Regions from separate parts of the Homo sapiens genome. Here all the other regions are linked to region 4. Evidence: chromatin loops called from intact Hi-C (ENCODE). Cell type or tissue: PC-9. All regions are shown on one strand. Links, peaks and the distances in the headings refer to the core of each region. The heading gives the core; the rest is flanking DNA. Region 1 has its middle 48 kb from the start of LINC01450. Region 2 overlaps SUGCT (succinyl-CoA:glutarate-CoA transferase). Region 3 overlaps SUGCT (succinyl-CoA:glutarate-CoA transferase). Region 4 has its middle 65 kb from the start of LINC01450. Region 5 holds the start of LINC01450 (long intergenic non-protein coding RNA 1450).

Region 1 (6,219 bases), core at 382-5,381, 110 kb after region 4:
AATGCATTATATAATTTTGGTAAATTGAAAAGAAAGACATAATGCTATCTAGTTACTTATGCATCAAAGTATAAAACCATTGATAGGAAAGTTATAAAACCCTCAAGATTTTGGTTAATTCTGTGATAAAAAGGAAGGGATTATATGGGGACATTTCCAATATATGTGCAATAATTTCTTTCTTAAACAGATGTCAAAGAAATATGGCAATATGCCAACATTTATTAAATCTAGGGTTGGATATATCTGGATGTCTGTATATTATTTTCAGTATGTCTGAAATATAATTATTTTCCATGTTTGAAAGAGAATCAATGTATGATTTTTTTTTTTTTGAGACGTAGTTTCGCTCTGTCACCCAGGCTGAAGTGCAGTGGCGTGATCTCAGCTCACTGCAACCACCGCCTTCTGGGTTCAAGCGATTCTCCTGCCTCAGCCTCCCGAGTAGCTGGAACTACAGGCACCCACCACCACTACTAAAAATAGTAGAGATAGGATTTCACCATATTGGCCAGGCTGGTCTCGAACTCCTGACCTTGTGATCAGCCTGCCTCGGCATCCCAAACTGCTGGGATTACAGATGTGAGCCACCGTGCCCAGCCACTGTAAGAATATTTTAAAATAAAATAAGAATGAGTTGTGTTAAATAAAATAATTGAAAAGTTAAATAAAATGAGTTATGAATAAAGGTGAAAAAATGTTAAATTCTGTAGTTGGAAGGAAGACATCCATTTCTTTTTAGAATGGAAAGAAGGGAAAAGAAGGTGTATTAGATTTTTAACCTGAGTTCAGCTATGCACCCATAGCTTTCTGGAAAGCCCCTTGCCAAGTTATTAAAGACCCGTGCAGCTGATCTCAGGAACTCTGCACATGTTAACATTTGTAAGTCCCAGAGCAGTCAAAATGGGTCGAGGGGTGGACTCCAGGAGAGGCCTTGGAGGCCAGCACACTTTTTACAACATTCACATCGGGATTTCTCTGAGTTGAACAGTCTCACGGGGTGTGCAAACGCAGGTCTATGTGTGCTCTGGAGCTGCACCTGCTGCCACCATCACCTTGGTCTTACGTTGCCTCCTGGCCAGGGCCAGCTTCATGGGCCTGCGACCTGCGTAGGTCTTCCTGACTAATAACCCTGCATTTTCATTTTGCACTGGGCCTCCCATATTATGTAGCCAGTCCTACTCCTGGCAACCACCGAATGGTGATGGTCCTGTGCTGAAGGGGGTATGTTTTCTCATCTTTACCTGGTCAGCGCTGTCCCCAGCACTTGAATTGAACCATCCATTCATACAACTTGCTTGACTCCTGCAGGCATCTAGTTTGTTGCCTGTATTTTACAGTTTGGACCTGGCTGTACTAAGGAGTTCCTGCAGAAAAATGCTGTCCTGCCATCAAGCTCTGTGAAATTTTGGGAGTCCAGGGCAGAAGGCTGCATTCATCTTGACACTGATGCCTTGATACTAATTCTATTTATATTCAGTGAAACTAATGCAACAACTTAAAGTAAAAGGACAATGAAACTGAAGTTATGGTATCTCAGAAATGATTATTTAGGTAAACACAATCTGATTGTCTTTAGATAGTATTAACATGCCCATCTACGTGAGAAGTCTTGTACGGTCTTTATCCAAATCAAAGGCGCCAGCTTAATTCAGACTTTCATAGAAGCTGGTTGTCTGATCCTTAACTTTTATACTTAGGCTGTGTGCGGTGGCTCATGCCTATAATCCCAGAGCTTTGGGAGGCCGAGGCAGGTAGATCATGAGGTCAGGAATTCAAGACCAGCCTAGCCAACATGGTGAAATCCCGTCTCTACTAAAAATACAAAAATTAACTAAGAGAGGTGGCGCATGCCTGTAATCCCAGCTACTCAGGAGGCTGAGGCAGGAGAATTGCTTGAACCTGGGTGGCAGAGGCTGCAGTGAGCCGAGATCATGCCATTGCACTCCAGCCTGGGCGACAGAGCAAGACTCCATCTAAAAAAAAGTTTCATACTTAAAAAAAAAGTTTACACAAAAACAAAAACATCTTTCTAGATGTTTCTAGATGTCAGAGAGAAATGGTTAATGCATACATTCTCTTTTAGAAGCAGAAGCAATCTGGAAAAAGAAGTCCAGAGTTTTAGCCTACGGCCTTAATGGCTGGTCCTCTAAAACCTCCCATCCTCACCCTGCATCCACGCCTTCCAAGACGTCTTGGGAAATTTCAGGGCAAGAGTCCCAAGGAAGGGATTGCTCTCGGTACCATTAGTGAAGGGCATCAGCCTTGAAAAAAGGACCTTGGCCAGGGCAGGGCTGAGGATGGGTCAAGGGATGTGGTTGCTCTTCTCCTTGGTGACATTGTGGTGACCATGAGCAGAAAAATGGTAAATCCCTCAATGACACTGACTAGGTTTGAAGCTTACATTGTATTGGTAGGAGGGGGAATTTCCCTTTCAAAAGACTCCTCAATTCCTGGATATGCATAATGTTCTGCGGTGTAAGAAGCATGCCAGGAATGGAAGGGACAAATATGCAGGAAGTTTGTCCATCCACTTTATATGTACTACAGTTTGTGGTTATGAGAGCATCGAAGGTATTCAGGGCAATGACATTCTCATTCATGGCATTCCACTTGGCTCCTGGGGAATATAAACCAGTTGTCTCATGTAAAAAAGTCTCACACTCCCATTAGGAAAACATTAGGAGAAAATAGACATAACAGGGACATATTTAATTTTTTAATGATCGTCTAAAGACCACAAAGAGTCTGTGATATGAAAGACTTTAAATTCCTCTTTGATCTACGTTAGCTGAGTAATCACCACATTATCACAACATGCGGGGGCTCCAAGCATCCGAAACAGTACAGATGTCATCCCAGCAGACGCCATACCTTCTGCCTCTGTGCAAGCTGATGAACCCATCCAAACTGGCTTTCCTCATCTGTAAAATGGGTAGATATTGGGATTTTCTTCATAGATTTTAAGGATTAATGATCATGCAGGAAACAGGCTTAGCACAGGGTCCAGCACTTAGGAAGTCCTTGGTGGGTGCTAAGGATGATTCCTAACTCAGGCAGGCAGGTATTGAGGCAGTGCCTCCAGCGTCTGGTCCCTACATCCTATCCACAAAATCAGTGCAGAGGGAACATGCATTACAGCAGCAGACCTAGAAGCCAAGAGAAAGAAGGAATGTTTTAGTTCTTCTGAAGTTGAGACCCTGGATATGTTGAGAAAACTAGCATGGAATAAGAGCGGTCAAAGAAAGGCTTTAAGAAATAAAGTCGCTAGAATTTATTGTTTCTGTCTAACACTAAATAATCCCTGAGAGGACTAACAGCATCACTGGCCGTCCCAAGTGATCAATTTGGAAAGCAACATACAGTCATGAGTTGCTTAACAACTGGGGATCCATTCTGAGAAATGCATAGTTAGGCAAAGTCATCGCTGTGGGAGCATCACGGAGTGCACTTACACAAACCTAGGAGGCAGAGCCCACTACACACCTAGGCTTTATGGTATAACCTATCACTCCAAGGCTACAAACTTGTACAGCATGTTATTGTGCTGAGTACTGTAGGCAATTGTTACATAATGATAAGCATTTTTGTATATAAACATAGAAGTGATACAGTAAAAATAAGGTATTGTAATCTTATGGGACCACCTTTCTATGTACAGTCCATTGTTGACTAAAATGTTGTCATGCAGTTCTTGGCAGAACCTAAATGATTCAGCTCTCTGGCTCTGGGGACAGACAACGCCAGTATGCTCTGGCTGGGTACTATAGTGCATGCTATTTCACCTCTGTAAGCCTGAGTCTTCACATCTGCAAAACTGGGATATCAATTGTGCCTCCCTCATGGGCTTGTTGAAGTGTTAAGTGTTCAGCTCTCGGCAGTGTTAATTGGAATTCTCTCTAATATACCCCCAGAGAAGAGCTTTAGGGAACAAGATGGCACCAAAATCATATTTTTGGCATGTCTTTCAGACAACAGATAAAAGGATGATCAGTTCTGAATGCTCAAAGACTGGCTTAGTCAGCCTCTCCTCATGCCCTCCTCCCCTGATGTCCTCAGTGATGTGGGAGCCCTCGTGAGGACTCCCCAGCAAGCCAGCCTACATGCAGTGCGATGACCTGAAAACTCAGTCATCTGCAGACTCCATGACGTGAGCATGAGTCACTGAACTCTCTAAATGTTACACTCTACAAGGTGAGTGCTGCTTGTTTATAAAGACAATGGGGCCTCGGCTATATCCGATCTTGTCTCCTTGAAAATTCTTAGTCACATATTAGTCAGAACACCCCCAAGTCAGAAGGGAGAGCCTACCCCCAGATTCTGCATGTAACTTCTGGAACCTCCTGAGTCAGCAGTGTTGTCACACCCCCTCCACCTCTGTGGCTGGGGTCAGGCACATGACTGGATGGATGGATGTCCATGAAACAGCCTCCTACACCCTGTAAAGCCCCTTGTCTCCCAGGCCCACTGCTAGCAACTGAAACTCCCTTGCCTTCCTTCTAGGAAAAACCCATGCCAGAGACTTTATTTTTTCCAAGTAGACTTTACTTTCGGCAGTTTTAGGTTTTCAGAAAAATTGCTCAGAAGAAAAGGTACAGAGAGTTCCCATATACCTTCCCCGTCCTCTCCCCAGTTTTCCCTGTTGTTAACATGTATTATTTTGGTACATTTGTTATAATTGATGAACCAATATTATTACACTATTATTAACCAGAGCCCATAGTTTACATTAAGGCTCACTCTTTGTGCTGTATATTCTATGAGTTTTGGCAAATACATAATGTCATGTATCCATCATTGCAGTATCATAAGTAATAGTTTAACTGCCCTAAAAATCTCATGGCTTCACCTGTTCATCCCTCATCTCTCGCCTCCCCAACTCCTGCAGAACACTGATCCTTTTATTATCTCTATAGCTTTTGTCCTTTCCACAATGTTATAGAGTTGGACTCATACAGAATGCAGCCTGTTCAGAATAGCATCTTTTACTTTACAGTATGCATTAAGGCTTCTCCATGTCTTTTCATGGCCTGATAACTCACTTGTTTTATTGTTGATTAATACACCATTGTATACACGTGCCACAGTTTTGCTGTTTGCCTATTTAAAACATCTTGGCTACCACTTTTTGTCAGTTATGAATAAAACTGCCATGTGCAGGTTTTTATGTGGACATAAGTTTTCCAGAGGCTTTTTTTTTTCATTATTAAGATCTTCAGTGATTCACCATCTTCTGCTTTTTTGGTTTTTCTGAGAGTAGGCAAAATGGAGTTTCATTTGGAAGCCTTACTTTCTGAAAAATGGTGGGTGAAATGGAAAGTCTGGCTTTCATCCTTTAGGAGTTCATTTAACCCTTCTGATTTTTGACTCATCCATTAAGGCAGTGATAACATACAGTCTGGAAAATACACATAAAGAGGATGGTTATAAAATAATAAGCAAATAAACATTCATTTTACATGTTTCCTTGCACTCTTTACTTCCTCCTCTCGTCCCTCCCTTTACATTTTCCTGCTGAGAAATTTTAAGATTAGATTTCCAAGTTATCTGCTGCTTGAATTTTTCACACATTTTTATTTAGTATCTAAGGATTTCCCACACCACCCCAATTTCCATCCTGGATTAATCATACATTATAAATTCTGAATGTATGCTGACATTTCTGTTTGGTCTTTACAGTTATGATAAAAAGTTAATTCCAAGGTGAGTCTTCATTGGCTAGAAGTGAGATCGTTGCCTCTGAGTTGTGGGAGTAGCCCAGGGTGGTGAGTGAGGAGAAAGGGAGGAAACAGGTCAGACCACCCCCAAGGGAGGAGGATACAGAGGGGAGTGCTGTAATGATTACTCATAGTTGGAGGACATATTAGTGCATCGTAGATAATGTAGTAGGAACCAAGTGCCACAGGATTGATTATTTGTTTATTTTGAGATAAGAGTCTCACTCTGCTGCCCAGGTTGGTGTGCAGTGACACGATCTCAGCACACAGCAACTTCCGTCTCCCGGGCTCAAGTGATCTTCCCACTTCAGCTTCCCAAGTAGCTAGGACCACAAATGCAAGCCACCACGCTGGCCTAATTTTTAAATTTTGTGTAGAGATGGGGCCTCACTATGTTACCCAGGCTGGCCCATAGGATTATTTAAATCAAGAATTCTCTGTCTTCTATGCTAATAGCTTATGCCAAGTCTCGGCAGGGCAGTTCACTGAAACCTGAAATGAT
Region 2 (6,219 bases), core at 412-5,411, 81 kb before region 4:
GGCCTGCCTTGATTATTTCTCCTTGGCTGGATTCATGTTTCTAAGGTGGCGCCAGGCCTATAGTAGGCACTCAACACACATTTGTCAAAACAGTGAATGATAATTATTGACCAGCTCATTGCAGCCATTCACACATATGTTGATTCATTGCTACCAGCAAAAGTCCTCAGAGGACAGCACAGAAGACAGTAACTCGGAGAGTGTGCCCAGCCCCTCCATGGGGTTGATTCTGAGACTAGAATTCAAATCCACTTATTTTTACTCTAATCTTTCCCCTGTACCACCTTGCATCTCTCAAAGGAGGAAAGTAAGAAAAAGCAACATTCAACTGTCTGGTAAATGCTGCTGAAGATTGTAATAATCACATTTACACAATTTGATCTTCACAAACACCCTGAGAAGTAATGTCGTCTCAATTTTGGAGATGAGAAAGCTGAACCTTCTAAGAGGTTAAGTATTTAGCTTAAGATCATCATTTTTAATAAGAAACAGAATGTACCCCAGGCCTGCCTCATGCCACGGCCTGTGCTTTCTTAATGACATTCATCCTGCCTAAAAGTTGCATTTTAGATTCCCGTAAAAAGCCTGTGTCCTATCAACAGTGTAGGCTCACCCAATGTTTGCTGTCTGGTGATGATTCCAACTCTGTCTTCTTCCCTCTCCTGCCCCCCTCCCTCTACTGCTGGGACTGTTCCCCAGCACTTTCACCTTCTCCTCATTGCTTACACCTGCTGTGGCCTCAGAGGAGCAATAGCCTTCATGGGCCACCCAGAAGTTGGATATAAGAAAACAGGTTAGGTTGGAGAGAGTGAGAGGGAGAACAGCCAGTGCTGGAAGACAGGCAGTGCCCAACTTTCAAATGGGTTTGTTTGCTAGAATTTCTTTGGAGGGCTGTCATACGAAACTTCAAACACATTTCCCCATAGAAACAATATTATCAATGATGGTTAGGGTCTTGCAGTCATCCTTGAAGCCCTATATAATGCAGATGTTTAACCAAGATGCTACTAAATACTCCCAGAATTATTGAATCTCATTAGCAAGTCAGCATCAGTCACATGGATTCTGTGGGAAAATATAACCTTGAGTTCCGACTGTGAACACTAAGAACACTTCTGTTTACATGTTACACCTCTAGATCCTATCTCTGTGTGATACTCTTCTTACTATTCACCCCAACCCCAGCCTGAATTCAGCAGGGCTGGCTATAGGCCTGTAGTGTGATGAAGGCTACCAGGCATATTAAGGAGGAAGAGAGTACAGGCTCACACACTGGCAGGACAGCCTAGAGGGGGCTCCAGGGACTCCCAGAGGAGGAGTCTTCTGGCAGGACAATAGCCTATGTTTAGAACACTTATATAGTAGTAACTCCAGTTTCAGGGCAACAGCACATGTTGGGGGGTCTTGGGTGTTGTGGTACAGTAACTTAAGTGTGCAGGGGAATGAAAGAAAGTGAGCAGTATGGAGCCTGTCTCCATTCACAAGGGGCCGTGCATGCAAATGTGTGGCTGTCCCTGTGTGCGTCCGGGTATCTCTGGAGAGCACTCATGAGATAGGTGGTGACACAGAGTCCTGAAAAGTAACCCAGAGCAGGCATCCAACAGTTCTGGTTCTTGCTCCGCTTCCTTATTTGGGGGATTCTAGGCAACATGAAACCTCTCAGGGCCTTATTTTCCTTTAATGTTAAGTGGGAAAAATAATTATCCTCCATCCTACAGGGTCATTGTGAGTATCATCTAATATCATATTGTTGTGAAAACACTGTGTCCCATTTAATGTTGTGGTAGTATTAATATTATACCAAGAATTACGTAATAGGACACATGTTCTCCCAAACTTTATATTTTTTAGTGTTCTGCACCAAACAGTTAAGAGAAGGATAGCTATAATGGTTCATACATCCACTCTGGGTTTTCTGTTTGGTTGGTTTTTTGTTTTCCAGGGTTTTTTTTGTTTTTTTTTTTTCCCGGATGTGAGCACTCCTAGCCACAAAGAATTAGCTAGAGAGGAAGATTTCAGGCCAGATATACCTATTGCTTCAGGCCTTCTTTGTTTCTTCCACTCCTACTTTTTTTTTTTTTTTGAGACAGAGTCTCACTCTGTCACCCAGGCTGGAGTGCAGTGGCCCAATCTTGGCTCACTGCAAGCTCCGCCTCCCAGGTTCACGCCATTCTCTTGCCTCACCCTCCCAAGTAGCTGGGACTACAGGCACCCGCTACTATGCCCGGCTAATTTTTTGTGTTTTTAGTAGAGACGGGGTGTCACCATGTTAACCAGGATGGTCTCGATCTCCTGACCTTGTGACCAGCCTGCCTCAGCCTCCCAAAGTGCTGGGATTACAGGCGTGAGTCACTGTGCCGGGCCTCTTCCACTCCTACTTCTATTCTGCATGCTGCCATCCCCTCGGTCCATAGACCTCTGCTCGGGCCATCATCCCTTGACAGGTCTGCATATTTTACCTCTAGATTTTTTTTTTCAGCAGTCCATTTTTTCTTGGTTGTCCCACTGGAAAGGAATCTGATCAGTACTGTTTTTAAACATTGCAATAATAGTCAGATAGATCCCATTGTAGTTGAAGATTACTGGAAGAAAAAAAGAATCCAAACTCCACATGTAGGAATGTTGATCTGAGATGGGTTGTTTTCCAAGACCCATCTTAACAAGAAACATTAACAACCCAAGGAAGTTTCCCTGCTTGGAAAGTTTTTTCCCTTTTTTTCTACCTGCTGAATTATTTCTCCCATTTGTGATGTAAAGTTCCTTACGTGGAAAGTAAACATTGACTTAACTGACTCCTGTTAAATGACTCTTTTCTGTAGGAGAAGCCAGCCTATTTAGTGCCTTGCCATTTCAACATGTGTTCATACACTTATTAGTTAATTTGCCAGATTCCCTGTTTTAAAGTCCCAGGCTGCATTGTATCTTTTGAAAATTGAAGTCATGTACACAAACCACTTTCAAGTTAGGAGAGACATTAAAAATAATTAGGTCCTGCAATATTTCTCTAGAACCATTCCTTTCAGGATCTTGGCACGTGCTACATCATTAATGCATAGCCACCTGCTTTGGGATCAGGTGCTGCAAATTTTCCTCTATTTGTTTCTGGACTGAATGAGTCAGTGAGAGACTTGGTTCTAAAACATCCCAGCTGGACAGTGGTGAAGGCAGCATTTAGAACAGAGAGTTCTCCTCTCCCACAGCAAGTTCAAAGAGTTTTGTACAAGAAGTGCATTTGGTGACGGACTGTGGTAAATACCAAACTCATTAGGATTCAATTAAGTAGGACCCTACCCTTTATTATTGTTTGAAAATCAATAGAACCATTAGAAATTGTTTTCAGCATTGTTTTAACGTGAAATGCTAGAGTTGCCCACTGTGGGGTGCCAATACTTCAAGTGCATCATCCCTTCTCCAGGGTTGGTGAGTTCTCTTCTGTGCTGTAAAAACCTCCCTAGTCATCTTAAACAAAAAATCTCAGTTCTGCTTTTTTAACTTTCTGGGAAAGGTGAAGCGTATTGCAGGAGATTCAATAAAAGCTGGGTGACTAGGTATGTCTTTGTGGGCAAAATGGAGAAGCATGGACTGGACAGCTAAATAGTTGAACTGACTTGTGAATGGTTGGGTCCAAACTGTGATGATTCTTAGGCTGGGGGGTGGGTGGGGAGTAGAGTTTCCCAAAGACATACGCTTGGACCCCATTATTAACACTTTTAATAGTTACATGGAGAAAGATGTTGGAGGCCACGCTTTTGCATCTGATATAAAATCAGGGTTAATGATTTTTCCACCAGAAGTATTCAAAAGTAGACTGGTTATAAATAGGACACACAACGTTTCAATTAGATGGAGCAATGGGCCACATTAACCAGATTGCAGGGTTTTATTTAACTAAAAACTAATTGCAAATAAATTTATTGGTGGGGTTACTAAAAGTCAACTTGTGATTTTAGTCTGTAAAAGTAGATGCATAATATCTAGACTAAGGAAAAAGATAAACCTCCTATATTCTGCGCACCTGGAACATGGCACTTAATTTTGGCACAAGTTATTTGACTAGAGATATAGATAAATTGGAACCCAGACTGGAATTCAGCAGTAAGCAGCCAGAATGATGAAAGACTTATAGCTATAGAACAGTTTCAAATAAAAGAAATGTTTCTTTTAACCGGCAAAAGAATGAAGAAAATAAAAATTATTTGCCATGGCTGTTTAGACATCAGTAACAAGAAAGATTCAAGCCTGTAACAAGTGTTTTGACAGGATAGTATTCGGGGTCTTCTCCACCCTGCTCTTCTAGGAGGCTATGGATATGAATCCATCGATGTGTCATTTGTAAAATGGTGTCCTTTTTAAATTAAAAAAAAAAATTGGGACTTTTTAGTGTTTTCATTCATTATATAGATTGGAGCTGTCCAATGCTTTATTGAGATGATAGAAATGTCTTTCTTTACTGTCCAATATGATAGCCGCTAGCCACATGTGGCTGTCAAGCCTTGGAAATGTGCTAGTCCAACTGAGGAACTGAATTTTAGTTTTATTTAAGTTTAATTCAAACACCCACATGAGGCTGGTGGCTCTGGACCAGGACAATGCAGTTCAAGACACTGCCTTCCTCTTCCATTTCACCTTACTGACAGCTTGGAATTTGGTCTTTTGTCTCTTTGAGATTCACCTGAAAACATAAAAGCATAAGAACAACAGAATTAAAATCTAATTTCCAAAGAACTAGATGTGGACTGTTTTTTGTTTGTTTTAGATTCCTTCCAGGTATATCCTAAATTTTATGCCCAAATTCTTCAAATTTCTTCTTACCTATGATGGCTCCTACAAGCACTTTCCCCTATTTCTTACATGTTGAAATATTGACTACAGAAATTAAGTTCTGCTAGTGCTCTCCTTCTGGCAATACCTACATTCCATTCTATGCCAATCTCCAGAAACTGTTTTCTGTAAAGGATCTACATAAAACCTGATTTGTATGACACAGCAGGCAATCTCCCAAGGCTTACAAACAATTTGGAAGAACGTATTTGATGGCTTTATTGTATATTCTTACTTTGTTTCAAAGCTTTTAAAAACATAAACATATTTATGGATTTGAAGTAAAGTTTAGTTTTAGTTTAATGTTAAGCTTCATGAACCCATTATTAAGTCCTCTGGTTCAGGTAAATCACTTAACTTTTCTATCCCCCAATTGCCAGATCCATCCAATTGGTTAGGAAAATATTTAGTACTTTCCATTTGGAGGAAATCATTAGTATCTTCCATTTTCTTTTTTTTCTTTTTTTTTTTTTTTTTGGTGAGACAGGGTCTCACTCTGTCACCCAGGCTGGAATGCAGTGGAGTGATCATGGCTCACTGCAGCCTTGATTTCCCAAGCTCAAGCAATCCTCCCATCTCAGCAGCTGGAGTAGCTGGGACTACAGGTTTATGTCACTATGCCTACTAATTTTTTAATTTTTTTTTTTTAGTAGAGATGAAGTCTCACTGTGTTGTCCAGTCTGGTCTCAAACTCCTGAGCTCAAACAATCCTCTCAACTCAGCCTCCTAAAACTCTGGTATTACAGATGTGAGCCCTGTGCTCAGGCATATTTTTCATTTTCTTGAAATGGGATGTTAGATACAAAATGAAAAGCATTAATCAGATGTAAGGTTTTGCTTTTGTTTTTGTTGTCTTTTCATAGCTTTTAAAACCTTTTTATTTTGACATATTTGTAGATTTACATGGAGTTGTAAGAAATTATCTGTTCACTTGATTTGCTTCAGTGGTAACACCTTGCGTAACTATATCAGACAGGAAACTGTCAGTGATACAGTTGACTGACCATATGCAGATTTTACCAGTTTTATGCGACTCATTGTGTGGTGAGCGTGTGTGTTTAGTACTATGGAATTTTATCATACACGTAGATCCTTGTGAATATACCCGTGATCAATGTATAGAACGATTCCATCACAAGGATCCCTCATTCTGCCCTTTTAGAGGGACCACCACTTCCCTCTCTCCCTCCTTCTATAATTCCTGTCAACCACTAATTGTTCTTCATCTCTATAATTTTCTTATTTCAAGAATGTTGTATAAATTGATTTATACTGCACGTAACTTCTTTATTTTGGCTTTTTTCACTTAGCATAATTTCCTTGAGATTCATCCAAGTTGTTGCTTGTGTCAATAGTTCATTCCTTTCATTGCTGGATAGTATTCTTTGATATAGAATA
Region 3 (6,219 bases), core at 410-5,409, 580 kb before region 4:
TCTTTGATTTAAAACAAAATTTCTGAAGTTAACATAAATAAGGTAACATGATGTCCAAGGGTAACTATTGCACAAAGAATAAATGCACTTACAACTGTTCAAAGACTATTATGATTTTTTAAACTCAGAATTCCCTCTGACATATAGTGTTTTAAATGTGTTTCGCTAAGAGGTAAAATAGAAGGTGGTGCAAGGAAAGTAAAAGTAGTAAATCCCTAGTTCCTTTAAGATTTTTTCGGCTTTTCTTGTATTCTTAATATATGTGCAGAACTAATGTGTTTTTATATTTTCTATGCCTAACATATTTGGCTAAAATTATCTAAAAGAATCAAAGGCCATTTTGAATATTCAGTCATTAGTTCTAGTAATATTATCTTAATCACTATAATAATTATCAGATGTAACATTTATCAATGATTACTGTGTTATTAAATATCTTACATATATTAAATCAATATTTACCACAGCCCTTAAAATAGTTATTGCTATTATCTCCACTTTCACATGTGGAAACTGAGGCATAGAGAGTTTAGATAACTTGTGCAGGGTCACAAGTCCATGGTATAACTGGGATTCTAACTGAGGCAGGGGGACTTGAGCTCATTGTACTGTATAGGCAGATGATACAATGCTGCATGTTTAGTTTCATTTTCTATCTTTATCCTACTTTTGAGAAATAATTATGTGACCTTTTCCTCTACATAATTTCCCCTTTAGGACTGCCAAGAGCAATTCAAGAGGTATAAACAATTCTGTTGTTTACTCATCACAGGGATCCTTAATTATGACTTAAAAGCAAATTTCCTTCAGAAATCAGGTTGTACATCTTTTGAATAAATCCTTTGGTCGCATATGCTAAAATGGTATTAGGTTCATAAGTAAGTGATGGTATAGTGAAGCAACTCTACCTATTAACAGTTCCATCTATTTAATGAGAACAGTCCTTGAGCAATATAGGAGTTGGGGATGGTTTTAGCTGTTGTGAGACTCATCGTTTCTAGTTTTCAACCTGTATTTCTGGAGTTTGGTAGTGTGGGGACAGAGCTGGGATGGGAAGGAATATTTGGGACATGAGGAGGAGTATTCCAGGGCCTAAGGAGGGGGATAGCCTGGGTAGAAACCAAGTAGACAGTTTTCTAAGTATTCACACCCCATTTCAACCAGAACAATTCCACCTTCTGGTAGTTTTTTGAAACAGGGATTCCACTGCTTAAAACTCATTACTTGTCCTAGATCGATCATCTTGTACTGAAGGACTTTATTGAACAAGAAAGTGGGTTTTGTACATGTGTATGTGTGTGTGTATGTGTGTGTATGTGTGTGCATGTGTGTGTATGTGTGTGTATGTGTATGTGTTTTGGAGAAAAGAGACTGATTTCCTTCAGTGCTGGAAATCATTGTTGTCGTTCCTAGAACTGTGGACCTAAAACCAAAGAATGGGTTCAAATCTACCCAAGGTGGAGGCCTAGGTGGGAAGAGTTTGGGTGAGGCCTGGCATAGCTCCTCTTTGAAGGGACACGCACATTACCTCGCAGCTAAGAGTCTAGCCTGGTGGCTCTGTGTGGAGGTCAGGGCTCTTTAGCTCAAATAAATCACACAGGACTAGTTTATGGAAACAGTTGGATTCGCATGTAGTTACATGTCCTGTTTTGTTCCTAGGGGTGTCCAGTGCAAATCTTGTTGAAATTCTGAGTAGCTGTGCTTAGCACCAACACAGTACCCTGATAGATCTCAGTTCAGGTGCAGGCTGCCTGGGGGGAAAATAACTGAGTTCTGATATGGTACCAATTACTATTATAGTTTAATATTAGGCAAATAATATAACAATGGTAGAAAGCCTGTAAGATGTTAAGTACTGAAGTGAATCTGTACTGGAGACTTGAACAAATCATGTTGATGTATAAGTATGGCTGTGAAATAGGCTGTTTCCTTCTTAAGTTTGCTTCTGGCATTTAGGAAAAGGAGTACTGCTTCAGGGACCCTGCCCAGACAGGAAATGGTACGTGTGCATGCTGAGTGGTGCTAGTGAAATAGGAACATTATACAGAATTATATTAATAATTCATTTGGCCTATTTTTCACCTGGAAAGTATTTACTCTCAAGTGCCCCCTCCTCCTTCTCGCCTGAGGGTGAAAGCAGGTGCGAAATGCTCTGGGTCCTAGTGACACTGAGTAGTCTATGGAGTGGCAGCATTGGCATCACCTGGAAGTTAGAAGTAATAGATTCATTCTAATGAACCAGAATCTGCATTTTAACAAGATGTGTGCACAGGTGATTTGTTTTCCTTAGACCCTTGTTGTCATTCTAATATGAGTCCACTAGATGTCACTCTTGTAACCTGGTAATGGGACAGGATTTTTCAATGGGGATTTGCAAGAATCCCTGAACATGATCATATTATTATTAGATGATTTCCTCCCCATCCTTACAGCTACTGATATACACATTGATTATTTAAGGTAAAACTATCATTCTCTATGGTTCAAAGTCCTGGAGAGAGATTCCTGGGAATGATTTCCATTTTTTTGGATTGGCACTCCTGCCTACTGTCTTCCCTGTTGCATGGGTTAGTCTGTCATTATATAACCTCAGCAGAGAATACACTGCAGATGCTGTGACAGGCTCACTGAGAGAACAGCATCCTGGGCTTCTGAGCACAGCAACACAGAATAAACATACAGATTTGATCTCCGTAGACATTATTGAGAACAGAAAGGAAGCAAGGCTGTATCCTGAAATTAGCATCAGCCTCTAAGATGTGATTGTTGGAGGAAGTGCTGACCTTTCTGAGTGTGTGAGGTGTCTCAAGGGAAGTTTTATAAAGAAGATTGAGTCTGCTTAGGAAATAATGTCCCAAATGTAATCTTGTAGGGAGTTAGTTTCAGCCATGAAGGTGAATATAGGGACATTTACAGGTAAAGTAATATCCTGAGGGAGAAGATATACATTTAGAGATGTATGAGGTTCCTAGGAAAGGTCCTGTTAACAACTGGTTAGGTCTGCATATTAGGAAAGAAGGGTGAAGAGGGTAAGGACTATGCTTTAGAAGATCCGATTTTTTTTTTTGCCGGATGCCTAGCTTGAGAAAAGTTAGTTCTTGAAAGAAATTACCTGCTGGCAAACGCTCCTACCTCTAAGTCCGGCATGGTTTTTCCTCTGTTTCAGTTAACAAGGTTAGCAAACAAGTCATAAAGTAGCAAGTGTTTGTGTGTGCTTGAGTGTGTTTTGTGAGTGTGTGTATTTCCTCTTCTGGATGGGGGGGCATTTATTTACTTTATATCACTAAATGCGTGGCAAATACTTGGTTTGGGTAATTTCAGCCAAGAAAATGGTTTTATTGATGTAAAAACAATACAGTTTTAGCTTACATATAATTTTCTTTTGTTCAAATAATTAAGGTCACCATAGTAATTACTTCTAAGCTTTAGGGTCTTTTCTAACATCATTTATTCTGATGTGATTCCTTATGACCAGAAACAGAATTAATTTTGAAGCATTTTAGTGAAAATGAATTTTATTTTTCTAAAACATTATCTAAAATTTAGATAATTTTTTGACTTCCCTGCGCCACATTGAAAGAAGAAGAATTGTCTTGGGCCACACATAAAATACAGCAACACCAAAGATAGCTGATGAGCTAAACAAGAAAATCACAAAAAAAATCTCGTAATATTGTAAGAAAATTCATGAATTTATATTGGGCATTCAAAGCGTCCTGGGCCACATGCGGCTTGGGGGCTGCGGGTTGGACAAGCTTGATTTAAATCATGGAAAACAAGCCTAAAATGCCCATTCCTATTCTTAGGCACAGTCTAAACATCTACTTCTTCAGTGATAGTATTTTACACACCCATCCTCTTTACTGCTGAATTTTTTTTTCCTTTTTCTTTTCACTTGTTGCTGCTGAGACTCAACTTGCTAGAGATAGCAGCACATTTAGGTGTAGTGTTTAAAAGCATGCATGAGCTTTGGAGTCAGACAGACCTTGGCACATTGCTTCATCTCACTGATCCTTAATTTCTTCATGTATAAAATAGGTATATTACTACCTGGTGACAAGTCACAGGACAGTGCATTTAAAATATGTGGCATAGGGTCTGGCACATAGCATATGTTCAGTAGCCGGTAGCTGTGACTGCCAGTACTACACGAGCTCAGAGACCGCAGGCCTGCTGCTATCTTTATCTCCCAGCTGATAACCCAGTTCATCAACTGCCAGGAGTCCTTGTTCCTATAGGTTTTGTCCACCAGAGTGGAGCTCTGGGTCATGGAGAAGTCTTCCTTTTCCTCTGCCTGGCCAATGTGTTCATGACAATGGTGTGGGTCAGTGGGGAGCAGATTGGTAGTCTGGTAGAGGGGCAGGGAAACATGTGAATCCTAGAACAGTAACTGGGAGAGAAGTTCCACACTGAGATTCTCAATGAAAATTTCCCTCATGGTGATCAAGCTCAGTAGAATTGTTAGCACCGTTAGTGTTGTTAGTATAGCCATCTTACAGGCTGGGCCATTTAAACTGCAAATGGCATAGTCACTGATTTAAGCTTTATTTCTAAAGAGAAACAAACTCTTAGAAGCAAACTGCCAAATTCTTATTGAATGTTTGCCACATAAATTCCAGATTGTCTGTTCTTTATTATCTTTATTGGTTTGGAATGACCATTTTTGGTTCAGGGAGGACCTCTAGACTTTGAATAGCTATGACTGACACCTTGGGGTCACCAGAACATTACTTGGTTAGCAGCAGTCTTGGAAAACAACTTCAAGGAAGTCTGAAGAGATCTCTCATCCTGAAAACATCCTAGTAAGAATCTTTGCACTTCCATCATAAACAGCCCCATGGTTTCGCTTGATAATATGCCACTGATGAAGAATGATGGAGATTCTGATGTGACATCACCTGTATTAGTAGTGTGCTGTCTCAAATAGAAGAAGAATACAATATTAAAGAATTAAGAGCATTATGTATCTTAAAAATAAACTCATCTTTCTTGTTAGACTTTTGGAATCTGCATTGGATTTTTTTTTTTGTTTTTTTTTTTTTACATAGTTAAATTTAAGATATATTTCTAGTCATTGTTTAAAATGCATCTCAAGAAACTTTAGAAGGGGTGTGGATTGTTCTTTTTTGCCTACCATGTCATTCCTGTTTCCATTGTAGGAATCAAATCAGTAAGTTCAGTCCTAGTTCAAAGAAGCTGGGAGGCAGGGAACAAAACTTATAATAGTGTTACTGTGTAGACTGCAAAAGAATCTGAGGTTTGTTCAGCAAACATAATGGTGCATTGAGGTGTTGCATTAATGTGGGGGGCCAGAAAATGAGCTCTGTGTGTAGTGAATCTGTTAAGTGGCAGTTTAGGGTTTAACCTAAAAACTGGGAGAAAGTTGATAAGTGCAGAGGAAGCATGAGACCCAATTTGACACAGACCTTGCTAGGGTTATGGTGTCAGGCAGTGGAGGGAGTAGTGACAGGAGAAGAGGATTTAGTGGTGTATTGGATGAAGGTGGTGTGTTGGGCATGGCAAAATCATCCATCCATCTAGACAGCAAATTAACAGTTTTGTAGAAACGTATAGTCCCCAAGTATTTATATGCATATTAGATACGTAAATGCTAAAAGCATAAAAAAAGAATGGATAGAATGATTGGTGGCAAGTAAGTATCCTGATTCCATTTTCCTTTCATAATCTTGGTAGAAGGAGTAAATTAGTAGAAACTAATGGAAACTACTACTGCTGGGTTAGGAAATCTTTAGGAGCATCAGGGTTGGATGAAATAGTGGAATTATAACATTTTATGTACAGAATGATGAAAACAGATTGAATATAATGAAAACAGTAAAGAAAATGTATAAAATAATGCTGGACAAATATATTCTCTGTGAATGAGGAAACACATGGTCAGTATGTAATAATAATAGTATATTTAGTGGCCGGGCGTGGTGGCTCACACCTATAATCCCAGCACTTTGGGAGGCTGAGGCAGGTGGATCACTTGAGGTCAGGAGTTTGAGACCAGCCTGGCCAACATGGCGAAACCACATCTCTACTAAAAATATGAAAATTAGCCCAGTGTGGGGGCATGGACCTGTAACCCCAGTTACTTGGGAGGGTGAGGCAGGAGAATTGCTTGATCCCGGGAGGTGGAGGTTGTAGTGAGCCAAGATCACACCACTGCACTCCAGCCTGGGTGACAGGGCGAGACTCTGTCTCAAAAAAAAA
Region 4 (6,219 bases), core at 562-5,561:
CCATGAAAAGCAGTTTTCTTGGTCTTGTTTCTTACATCCCTGAGTTCACATGCTGAAGGAATTGTAGTAACTATGAACTCATGCAGGAGGGAGGGCATGGTGTGTGTGTGGATGTACGCGTGTGTGTGCACAGGTGTCAGCTAATCATATATGAAGATTGGTGGAAATGTTGAAAATTTAAATTTAAGGTCTGTTGGTATTTCGTCCTAAGCACTCTTCCCCAAGGTCTGGCGTTTCAAGAAACTATTGGCTTTTATATGACAAATTTACTGCCCTGAAATTTATTGAGGAATAGAGGATGCTTCACTTCAACTTACTGTGACAGCTTGCTTTTTTTTTCTTGAAGAACTAGGCCTTACACATTATCCTACAAAAGTTTTAATTCAATGTTTACAATACCTATCTTTCTATTAATTTAGATTGGCCACATTTATGATACATTAGGCCTGTATTTTATGTGTTATTTTTAAATTCTTGCCCATTTTATGGTACTGGGGTCAAAATTTTACTAATTCAGATGATTTTAGAGGTTTATGGTTGTTGTATCTTGCTTGTATGACATTTTGTTAGTTATATCTGTGATTTATCTGTTGCTGAGTCCTTGGTCAGGAACACAACTCCCAATTATCCAACCAATTATAACATTGTTCCATGGGAAAACTTTAGCAGCTGAAACTGTTGACTCAGTATAATAAAAAAGAGCAGCTTAATATCAGATAAACTAAAATAAAATTTTGTTTTGGTCGACAGTTGCCAACATTTACAAGGCAAGTCATGAGAAACTCCATCTATCATTAACTTATCCTGTGTATTTTCCTGTCCTAGATGGGCCTGTGCTGATAGCATTTTTGTAGTCAAGATGTGTCCATCTTTGTAAGAATTGTTCTTAGTTTCCAAATTAAAAACAATTGCTTCATTACTACATGACACAGTAGTCTGTGTTCTGAAAGACTACATGTTCAGGCAATTAAACGTTTCCAAAAAAAAAAAAAAAAAAAGCTGACTTCACCATAATGCAACGTGGAGTTCACTATTTAGTTTTCACAATAGAATGCTACTTTTCTGTCAGTCAACTTGTACTCCATCAATATTTAATGATGCTGTTTAGATACTTGATGCACTTGTCTGAGAATATACCCCTGATCTGACTGCTCCAGTCCTGCCATCTCCTGCTATCCTTCACCATCCTTCCTGACTACAGAATTGCTGGATCCAATTTTTTTTTTTTTTTTTTTTTGAGATGTAATCTCCCTCTGTCGCTGGCCTGGAGTGCAGTGGCGCGATCTTGGCTCACTGCAACCTCTGCCTCCCGGGTTCAAGTGATTCTCCTGCCTCAGCCTCCCGAGTACCTGGGACTACAGGCGTGTGCCACCACGCCCAGCTAATTTTTTGTACTTTTAGTAGAGACGGGGTTTCACCATGTTAGCCAGGATGGATCCAACCTTTGATGGACACACCATAAGCAGTGGGGCTCAGGACATGGAGAAACGCCATCACATGCCACTATGCCACATGCACATTGATTTTATAACACATCCTGGTTTTAGAAATATTAAAATGGAAAAAAATTGTACATCTTAAAACTAAGAACATCACATGGTCCCCCAAATTTCCATTAGTCCACCCAAAGTAAATATACAATCTAAATAAAACAGTACCCTTGCTATGAAAATTCAATTTCAAGATAAGTTTTCTTGTCCCATATTCCAACTGCATTTTTGCTTTTAGAAAGAAATTCCAGAGCATGTACTACAAGAATGTCTTAATGAGATTTTGCCAAAATAATGCTGCCTACCAAATAATCTCAAAACTTGGTAGCTGACAACACAAGCATTTGTTCTCCCCATTCACTATTTTGCATGCTGACTTGCAGTTCAGCTGGTCTAGAATGGACTCATCTAGTTGTCTTTGCTTCAGGCTGTGGGCTCGCTGGATTCAGATCTGCTATATGTGTTTTTATTCTGGGGCCCAGGTTAAAGGGGCAGCTCTATCTGCAGTATGCTCCTCTCATGGTGATTACCAAAGCACAAGAGCCAAACTGAAATGCACAAGCTCATGGAAGACCTCTTCATGTCATGGCCACTAACATTCCATTCACTATAGAAAATCATATGGCCAGGTCTGGCATCAGTGGAGTCAGGAAAACAAATTTCACCCACACAAGAAAGGGAAATAAATAAATATTTGCAGAACAATAATCCTATCACAAAAATATGGCATTTGACAATGAGACTAAACATGCTGTTAAGTCAAGATTTTTTTTTTTTCAGTTTTTTTTTTTAGCTTACTCTTGAGTTAGCTCAGACAACACCACTTCTACGTATCTAATTTTTGTCTGGGGATTTTCCCCTTCCCCTCTTTCAGTCCCTAATGTCTGGAAAGGGTTCCAGGCTTGTCCTAAGAGTGACACACATCACTCAAAGTCCAATTACATTTCCTTTGTCACAGTGCTCAATGCATTTTATTTATTTATTTTTTTCTTTTTCTTTTTTTTTTTTATTATACTTTAAGTTTTAGGGTACATGTGCACATTGTGCAGGTTAGTTACATATGTATACATGTGCCATGCTGGTGCGCTGCACCCACTAACTCGTCATCTAGCATTAGGTTAGGACAAGGCTGATGAGACCTTCTTTTCAGCCCTCTACAAAGCCAGGTCTTCTCCTGGGCTTTTCAGTTTTGTCACCCAATTAATGGCTATGCTTGATACCTCAGATTTAAAAACTTTACCACGGATAAGATCTTTACACAGAAATCATTGTCAGGAGTAGAGTATAGTAGAGTATAGTAAATATTAGATCTTAAAATATGAAAACGCTAGGCTGAGGAAGTAGAGTGGAAGGCACTGAGAACCCCTATTCACAGCTTAGAAGTTGGCGTTTTATGTTGTTTGGTAGTGTAGCCATATCTTACACTGCTGTATCTCAGACCTCAAACCATAGGCCTATAGAGGCTGCAGCATTATGGAATTTGGAGGAGAAATTCAGGATATTGAAACACATGCCTGCCTTTTGTGGCCTTTTAGAAGGCACAATAAAGGTCCCACCAGAATTAGACAAACTGATGTTGAACCTTCTATATCTGAAATCAGAGAGGAAGGAAAATACAATTTGGCTAAGAGATGCCTTTCTGCATGAACCCTGTAAAATAAGGAAGATGAGAATTGGGTGATCTGGAATTTTGCAGGTTTAGAAAAGTTTATTCTTACCGTAATCATAAATTAGTGCAAACCTAATCAGGAAGATAGGGATCGTATCAGAAAATACCATTAGAATGTGGGGCTAACTTCTTTTCCGATCACTGCTGAGCATATCTTGTTCCCTACGTGACAAAGAGGATAATGACCCACATTCTTAAGGTGCGGCTGGTTGGTGCCTGAGTGCCAGATGAGTTTTCTTACCTCAACTATTGTTTCAAATTGCTCTGGGCAGTACAAAGTCGAAGGTCACTAAGGGAAAGACTTCAGGGATGGACAGAGCACCGGTCTTATCACTGAGAAAGAGAAATTCTCAGGCTGGAATCCAATTTCAAGGATCATGACTCAACAAGATATCTGGAGACTGGCTTATGGAGTTCAGTATATGAAACTAGGTAAGACCTCAAATGTTCCTAAAGGAGGAGCCAGACAATTCATAGGAGGAATTGTCTATGAATGTTTAGTCTCTAAGAAAACCCTGAGGTCTAAGAAATGTTGTCAACAACAACAGTAATAACAACAACAAAAACAGGCTAATAATGGGGACAGTTTTGGCAATGCCGTGTTAAGATATGGTCACAGAAAACAAAAGACCAAGAGGATTCTACCAAAAGCAGAAAAGGTAGCCATAAAGGCAGAGGACAGGAGCCATTCTCTCAGAGGGAAGAGCAGGAAGAACTTGACAAGCTGGGCAAGGAACTCATTCTCCTGCTGGGACAGGCAGCCCTTCCCATTCCTGTCCAGCTGTGTGTGCATTCATTAATTCAGCAAATACTACTGTACCTACTATGTTCCAGACAATGTAGAAATACATAAGTAAATAAAATAGAATTTGATACATGCATTGAATCAATGATTACTAATGTTTCCCATCGCACCCTGTTTTTTTGGTTCTCTCTCCACCATTGTATATTGGGCATGTTGGGTACCTTGTGAGAACTGCACATCACCCATTAATCTTAAACTTGAAGTGGGGTGAAACCATCAAATGAGATTTTACTTTTTCTTTCTGGAGACTGAGTGAGTATATTATATATGTCATATATGGATGTGGGACACTCTCTCTCTCTCTCTCTCTACATACACACACACACACACACACACACACACACACACAGATATACATATTAGCACTAGAATTGTATATGAATGTTAGGCAGCCAAGAGATTAACCGCAGTGGGTGGTTGCTATTTGTTTCTCCATCACCTGTTTCTTCTTCTTTCAGTACCAGACCTAATATTTTGTATGGGATCTACTTCTTCTCAGTCCACACAGTCTAGGTATGGGTCCACTTACAGCTCTAGAAATGAAGTGCATGATGTAGTCCTAAGTCATTCTGATTGCAGTGGTTGATTGAAGGATGGGTATGAATGGAGCAAGTCCAGTTAAAGTGAATCCCAGGATGTGGACCATGTTAGGAAAGACTCTCACTAGTTACTACTAGATTTTAACCTGGCATTAGGTAGCTCATGAGCTTCTGACATCTTGTGAGGATGAAGGAGGAGTCTTTTTGAGAATGAAGCCAATACAGATGAAAAGAGATAAACTGAATCCTGATAACATCATGTGGGTAATAGCATCCTATCATAACTGAATCTAGGTCTACACTTGAATACTTCTCTTTCTGAATCAGTAAGCTGACATTTTAATTACATTCTACTATCTGGTGTTTGATTTTTCAATTACTTAAAAAACAACTTTATGTATGTGCATGTGTTTGTATGTATGTGTACAGAAAAGACAAAGACATGCTACTGGCACTTTTTGAGGGTCAGACTGTGTAGGCTTTAACATTTATTATTCATTTGTTTCTTTATACACACAGATATTATACTTTAAAAATGTCCATACATGAAGCTATTGACAAAGCCTTATGGAGTCTGGAGTAGTTACAGAATTAGAAACACATGATTGATTGACCATAACTAAGAGTGCAGAATGTCGGAATCTATTGGTTCAAGTAAATAAGGAGTCATAAAAAACACTGTAGATAAAAGAGGGCCCCAGGAACTGAATATGTTAAGTAATCTTCTCGTCTGACAAAGTAGCCTGGGAATGTCCAACACAGCAATAAGCTATTATTCAACAGACCCAGTGAGGGACATCAGGAGTTCCTCAATCATACAATGTAGATTTCTTTTCCTCTGGGTTGAGAAGCATTAGCTCCCCATGGGGGAAGACTTTGGACAAAAATTCATGACTGTCAACTCTAGTAAACTTTTTTTGTATCTTCGACTCTTCTAATCATTATAAAATGACCTTACAATGTTTTCTATAATTGAAAAATACTATGTAATTCCCTTTAGAAGAAGGAGCAGTTCTTGGTTTTATTACCCATCTTACCCACAGTTTCTACCATACATAAGTTAGGGTAGTAGGTTACTCTTATAAAAATATTTCCTCAAATTTAGAGGCTCAAAGAACAAGAAGTTAATTTTTCTCTAGAAGTTCAAGATGAGAGGTCAAGGTCTCTGGGATGTACGCAGCCACCCAGATTCCTCTCCTTTTGTGACCACATCATCCTTTAGGGCCTTGCCATCATCTGCATGGTAGAGACTGAGTTACAGACATACCCAGGATCTAGGCTGCAGGAGGAGAGAAGAAGCCAGTTGTCTCAGTTCAAGCTGCTATAACAACAACAACAAAAACAAACTTGGTGGCTTATAAACAACAAACATGTTTCTCACAGTATTGGAGACTGAGACATCCAAGAACAAGGCACTGGCAGATTTGGCCTTTGGCGAGGGCCCTCTTCATGGTTTGCAGATGGCCACCTTCTTGCTGGGTCCTCAGATGGTAGAGAGAAGAACCTCTGGCATCCCTTTCTCCTCTCACAAGGGCACTAATCTTAGAATGAGGGCTCTGCTCTCATGACCTCATCTAATCCTAATTATCTCTCAAAGGCTCCATCTCTTAATACCATCACATTGGGGGTTAGGACTTCACCATATATATTTTGGCTGGATACAATCATTCAGTTCATAATACTCATCCACATCCTGAAGGCCTAGATATAGGAGGG
Region 5 (6,219 bases), core at 449-5,448, 63 kb after region 4:
AAATGTAGACATATCCCAACTATCCAGATATTCATCCAACTTTATAGGAAGTACTTGCGAAAATCTGCTTCAAGATCTGTATTAAAGCTCTCTGAGAGTAAAATAAATCTTAATTACCAGAATATTCATGCACCTGGCGCAGTAGGTGGTCAATAAACTCTTGTTATAGGCTAAGTGAGTGAACAAATGTTAATGAAAGAATGAATCAGTAACAAATAGAATCTGAGGTGACTCTAGTGTCTGATCAATTTTATAAATATTCCACATATCTTCTGTCTTTCCAAAAACCTTCATTACCCATGGTTTTGTATACATTTCCCTTCAAGAAACCTAAAGAAGCCTAACCAAGATTTCTTCATCGTGTTCTACACTATAAAGGAGGAAGGGTTTGGAAGCGGAAATCTCAAGGATCATCCTCCTCACATGTACAGAGTGTTCCTTCAGATCTCTATATGTGGATGACTTCCTTGGGTCCCATATCACAGCTGAAATGTTCAAATCATTTAAGTCCGTTTCATGATGTTCAAGAGGTATGCAAGATTCTATTCATTCTAAGTATAAGAAGCCATCTCTCTGTTTGCAAATATCAGAATACCCAACTCACAGGAGCTTAAACCAATAGTTGTATTTTCTTTTCTGTATATGATACAAATACTAGAGGTAGGCTGTCCCTCTGATCCTTTGATTCAATGATTCTTCAGTTCTGTGGCCTTTAAAAATGTTTTCCAGATGGTGGCTTCTTTTCCAGGCATAACATCTGCTTCCTAGTCAGTGAGAAATGGGAAGAGTATGCCTTTGCCTTTTTATTTTGAAACCCATCTTGCAGCCCACAGGGTTCTACCTATATTTTCTTGGCCAGAGTTACAGTGCATTGCCATCCTTAGATGCAAGGGAGAGAGGAAGGCAAGGAAGAACTGGGTTTAGAATGTGTGTTGAATGAACACTCATATGCAAGTATCTTCTACACTTTCTTAAGTAAGAAGAGGACGTTTTTGAGAATGCCAAACAAGACTTGGAAGTAAGAGTAGCTTCTGAGAGTTCAGCAAAAAGTGTTATGGCCAATTCTTTCATAGCCCTGCCTTAACTAAGCTCCATGACCACGTCTGTGTCATCTAGTTCCAATCTAAATGGCCAAACCAGGATCAGATATCCCTCCCACCCTTTGTGGATCAGTTATGGCTAGCGTCCTGCAAGCTGAGGGTCAGGGTTGGATGGTTCAAACATTGGTTGTAGGGGCATTCGGTTTACTAATAGCAATTTTCACAGAAGAGGAGTCGTTGTGAACAAGGGAGCCATGAGGTGGGTCTATTTACTCTTGGAGGAGGTGAGTGCGTTGCAGGCAGATTTTTCCAATATCACCTCCTGCTGCCCTCAATTGCTTCTAAATGTGGTTTTAGAGACCTTGGAGAACAGAGCTCTTGTCTGAGCATCCAAATACATGGGAGGTATCCCAGTTCTTAGCTATGACTTTGGGCAAACTATTCATTAAATATCCATTGCCTCATCTGTGCAGTAAGAATAAAAATATCCATGGATTAAGTGAGAAATTGAAATAAGTATATTCTGACATGACTGAAGCCTTAGATAAATAGAAGATGTTGCTATGATTTGTATCTTATAACAGTGCCAAACTATGACTACCTTTCCTAGCCATTGATAGGTTTCACATCTCTGAATGTGATCTCATGCACATGGGCCACCAATATTTACAAGAAGAATTATTTTTCCTACAACCCCTCCTTCAATTTTTCCAGGCTTTTTGTCACCTCTCACTCAGCATGTTCTCTTCCAATGAGTGGTTGAGAGTGGAGGATGGAATATGTCTTCTGGAATCAGGAGCTGTGTCTCATGATCCCATTTGCAGTGCATGTGACTGGAGAAGGCAAAACCTGAAATCCCCTTTTCTCACCAGAGGTCACACAGACCCCAAAGGTTTAAAGCAACAGTCAAATGAGCTGCACACTACCTCTCTAACAGGCTGTTCAATGAGATAGTTACTTGACCACACTACTTTCAATGAGGTAATGGTCCCACATGCACCCTCTTTCCTTGGTAGAAGGTACATAAAATAGAAATAAATGATCAAGTTACAGAAAGAACTCTGAATGACCAATTCTGGTTCAAGTAAAGGCCTTCCCCTACCCTGCAGTTCCCTGATGATAAATCTTTCAGCAACAGGCTGATCCCTTTCAGAAAATAGGCTGACTAGCAATGTTTTCACCTTCTGTACTTGTCAGGATGGAGTGAGTGTGAGATGGAGACCTGAACACACACACAACCGCAGACAAATGGCCGTGAATGGGTTTCCTCATTCAGGGCCATTTGGCCGATCCTCTGGCGGCTGCTGGGAGGGAGAGAAAAGGGAACAGGTTGCAATGTCAATAATAATAGCAAATGCAATAGACCATCTGTAAAAGGAAGCTGTTGATCTGACTTCCAGAGCATGCTGGCGACAAGGTTGAAGGGACAGGACAGAGCTCCTACTACTAAAATGAATGGCAATGTCATTTTCCATTTCTTCATTCTCTTAGTTTTCCCTTGGGGGTAGATTATTTAAAGTCTGTCATGAGTCTTTGCGAATTTGCAAAGCAACTTGTATGTGCTATCTCATTTTACCCAGACCTATTTGTATGCTATAGGAAAAAGAATATGAAGGAGTTAGGGCTTCAGTATTTCTCAAGGTATTCTTTGGTGACAAGTTGCATGGGGCTTCTAGGGGAAGGGGTATGAACAAGCTTACAAGGTGGCTGCTCCGACCAGAAATGGAAACCACTCCCTCTCACAAGGAAGTTATTGTTGATAAACACCTTTCAGAGGTAGTCAGAGGATATAGAAATCAGATAAGGTTATTTTCCTTTGTCTTGTTTCTCTGGTTCCCCTGGTGTTTGCTTTTTCCTCTAAATTAATTAGAGCCAAACTGCATTAAAGTGACTAGTAAATCCCTACCTGGGCAGATCTTATCTGAATGCCACCACTTCCTGCTATTGCTCCTGCCAGGAGATTCTAGTCTTGGGTCTGGCTGATGTATTTCTGTGATCCAAAGCCTGCCTCTGTAGCCTGATGAACCTGCCACTTGACCCTTAAACCTCGGCCATCTTGGGGCTGCGATTCAATTTTTTCCTGTTCGCCATTGGCTCTCTTGTCTGTAACCCCCTTGAGTTATTGATAGGGTCTTGGATAGCCCCTGCAGTGTCTTTGTGTGAATTTCCAAAAGCTCTCAGCTCTTGGCAGTCTAACCAGAAAAGCATCCCCCTGTGGACTGAGGTGGCTGGCACCTGGCCAGCCCTTGGAATACAGGCTGGTCCTCAGCCCTCACTTGCACCCCTCTGCTCAGCACACAGACACATGCTGTGGGCTGGAGAATGGCAACACCTCTGTCATTTGTCTTTGCCTCTGGCCAAAGTGTCAAAGGGAAGTCAGCTCTGATGGCAAGTCAGGCAGGGGTTGCTCTCCAGGCTTCTTTGACTGCTGTGTCAGGCGACCACAATGTCCTGGCAAGGACAGCTTAACTCTTGCCAATGGGACTTTCACTGATTTATTCAAACACTGACTGAACACCTACCAAGTGCCAGGCATGTGTAAGATGCTGGGGATATTGAGGGCACACCAAGACAGATGTGGTCCCCGTGCTCATGGGCCTCAAAGTCGAAATGTGGGACAGTCAAAAACGTGTGAGTGGGCATAGTAATTTCATAATGTATGAGGGCTGAGGAAGTTATGACCAGACTGCTGAGAAAGAAAATAATAGAAAAGCAAGGGATGGATTTCGAATGGGGCAATTGTGGCGAGACCAAAAGGATAAGGATAAGCCAAAGCCAAGAGCATGAGTGGTCCATCTGAAAAACAAAAGCAGCATGTGTCAAGGCCATGAGGCAGAAAAAGACTGACATGTTCCAGGAACCAAAGGGGCACTGGAGTGGAGGCGATGAAGCCCGAGAAGGGAGGCACGAGTAAGGTCTTTGAAATGTGTATGACACAGGTTATGCAGGACTCACTAAGGCTTTCCAACTGCATTCTTCATGCAATGGAAGTCATTTGAAAGGCTTTAAGCAGGATAATGACATGATTGGGTTTAGATTTACAAAGATCACTTTGGCTGACAGCTCTAGTTGCTGTAATTTCCTTTATATGCCTTGCTCAGCCTCATAATGTACCTTCCTGATTGGGAGTTGGTGCAAGGTTGATGTACCCCCATATTCACAGTCCCTGGCCCCCCATGCCTTTTCCATTATGCCCTATGCTTGTGCCTCCACAAAATACTGAGCCCCATATCTGTGAGGAGAACTTCCTTGACTTAGTTTCCCCCTTAGCATTTCCCACTTTCCAAGCTTCAAGACATCCACAAGCAAACATCCTTGGGACACTTTCCTACTCACATGAAAGAAGCAGGGTTCCTGTTACTCTACTCTTTCCCAAGACTCAAATGTGGGCCCAAACTACCTGTGAAGCTGACATAGTGTACGTGTTAATCTAAAGACCAGAAATGCTGTTGCAAAATGTTTTACCTTTATGTAGGTACTAAAGACGCATTTGCATTTTTCTCCAAGTGCTCTGGCTCTTACCAGACAACAGAAGGCCAGCAGCACGGTGGTCTGATGAGTGGATTGGAGTGTGACTCATCAGCGGGTCTTCCTGGAGACACTGCGGCTCAGCAGCCCCTGCGGAGGCCTGACTGCATCTGGTGAAACTTCCTTTTGACACAGGTGTTGGTGACATGGTCAAGTCATGTAGAAATGGGAAAGTCAGTTGCTCTTTTCTTTTGTGGCCTGTCTACACAGCTTCATGAGGAGAAGGGTGGGGAAATTTCTGTCCCACTACTCAGAGACATTTTAAGAAGAAGAATAAATCCAAGCACCTGGAACCTGAAATCAAGTCACTTTTTTTCTTATCCATTGGTATAAGGGAAATTTTGGAGACAAAAATATACCCTAAAAGAGGATACCTAGCTTTCTTTTTGGAAGTCTTTGCGGGGAAAAGGGACTGTTAAAAGTGTAGCGTAGTTGGTTAAGTGAAAAATCCTCAGGTAAGGCTTCCAAATTCAAATCTCAATCCTACCACTTCCTAGGTGAGTGGGTTCATCTGCTCAGGCTGTCATAATGAAATACCCTGGACTAGGTGACATAAACAACAACAGTTTATTTTCTCACAGTTCTGGAGGCTAGAAAGTCCAAGATCAAGGTACTGACCAATTTTGTTCCCCAGTGAAGGCTCTCTTCTGGCTTGCAGATGGCTTGCCAAATTGCTGTGTCCTTACATGCAAGAGAGAGACAGCAAGAGAGAGCAAGAGAGAGAGAGAGAGACAGAGACAGAGAAGAAGCTCTCTGGTGTTTCATCCTCACTAATCCCATCATGAGAGCTCCACACTTATTATCTCATCCACCCCTAATTAACTCTCAAAGACCCTGTCTCCTAATACCTTCAAATTACAAGTTAAGACTTTGGTACATAAATATTGGGGGGGACACAAATATTCAGTCTATAGTATTGCATCCCTTTTGCCCCCCCAAATTCATGCCCTTATTGCATACAAAATGTATTAATTCCTCCCCAATAGCCGCAAAAGTCTTAACTGATTTGCAATATTATCTCTAAAGTCCAAAGTCTCACCTCAGTATTATGTAAATCAGATATGGATGAGACTCAATATACAGTTCATCCCGAGGAAAAACTTCTCTCCACTTGTGAAACTATGAAACCAAACAAGTTGTATGTTTCCAAAATACAATGGTGGGACAGGCATAGGATAGACATTCGTACTGTAAAAGAGAAATATTAGAAGGAAAAAAGAGGTGAGTAGTCCTAAGCAAGTGTAAAACCTAGGAAGGCAAATACCATTAAATTTTTTTTTTAGATGGAGTCTCACTGTCACCCAGCCTGGAGTGCAGTGGTGCGATCTCAGCTCACTACAACTTCTGCCTCCTGAGCTCAGGTGATCTTCTCGCCTCAGCCTCCCAAGTAGCTGGGACCACAGGCACACACCACCAAGCCAGGCTAAGTTTTTGTATCTTTGGTAGAGACAGAATCTTGCCATGTTGCTCAGGCTGGTCTCAAACTCTTGAGCTCAAGTGATCCACCTGCCTTGGCCTCTTGAAGTGCTGGGATTACAGGTGTGAGTCACCGAGCCTGGCCCCATTAGACCTTAAGGCTCAAGAATAATCCTCTTTGGTTTGCTCCTCCACCTTCCAGGCCCAGTGGGATGGCAGCATCTCATTTCTTTGG

What was found. A loop is a pair of places that touch in the nucleus more often than their neighbours do. Peaks named below come from ENCODE experiments on the same cell type or tissue, not always from the same donor. Only the 100,000 strongest peaks of a DNase experiment are listed, where the experiment ranks them.
Region 1: it touches region 4 in a loop (8-fold over the local background); 3 of 110 quality-filtered maps call a loop at or near these places.
Region 2: a loop joins it to region 4, with 2.4 times the contacts of the local background. A loop is called at or near these places in 4 of 110 quality-filtered maps.
Region 3: a loop joins it to region 4, with 4 times the contacts of the local background. A loop is called at or near these places in 2 of 110 quality-filtered maps.
Region 5: it touches region 4 in a loop (5-fold over the local background); 4 of 110 quality-filtered maps call a loop at or near these places.

What each region holds. Positions count from the first base shown.
Region 1 is chr7:41,025,053-41,031,271 of GRCh38, forward strand. It overlaps a transcript of SUGCT not described here. Among named protein-coding and RNA genes, the nearest start is that of LINC01450, 48 kb to the left of the region's middle. RefSeq lists an enhancer at 3,358-4,557. In PC-9, for the core only: no CTCF peak of the experiment used is centred there; DNase peaks (open chromatin) are centred at 2,519 and 4,169; H3K27ac peaks cover 1,482 bases.
Region 2 is chr7:40,830,610-40,836,828 of GRCh38, forward strand. The region is part of intron 13 of SUGCT (succinyl-CoA:glutarate-CoA transferase); the gene reads left to right. Among named protein-coding and RNA genes, the nearest start is that of LINC01450, 150 kb to the right of the region's middle. In PC-9, for the core only: CTCF peaks have their summits at 3,369 and 3,568; no DNase peak of the experiment used is centred there.
Region 3 is chr7:40,327,427-40,333,645 of GRCh38, forward strand. All of the region lies in intron 9 of SUGCT (succinyl-CoA:glutarate-CoA transferase), which reads left to right. Among named protein-coding and RNA genes, the nearest start is that of SUGCT, 200 kb to the left of the region's middle. In PC-9, for the core only: CTCF peaks have their summits at 2,313 (motif pointing right) and 2,514; a DNase peak (open chromatin) is centred at 2,315.
Region 4 is chr7:40,911,793-40,918,011 of GRCh38, forward strand. It overlaps a transcript of SUGCT not described here. Among named protein-coding and RNA genes, the nearest start is that of LINC01450, 65 kb to the right of the region's middle. In PC-9, for the core only: no CTCF peak of the experiment used is centred there; a DNase peak (open chromatin) is centred at 3,489; H3K27ac peaks cover 1,995 bases.
Region 5 is chr7:40,974,869-40,981,087 of GRCh38, forward strand. It overlaps LINC01450 (long intergenic non-protein coding RNA 1450), which reads right to left and starts at 5,071. Exons shown (of 3, transcript NR_110831.1): 1 at 4,506-5,071. It also overlaps a transcript of SUGCT not described here. In PC-9, for the core only: no CTCF peak of the experiment used is centred there; DNase peaks (open chromatin) are centred at 2,883 and 3,413; H3K27ac peaks cover 2,716 bases.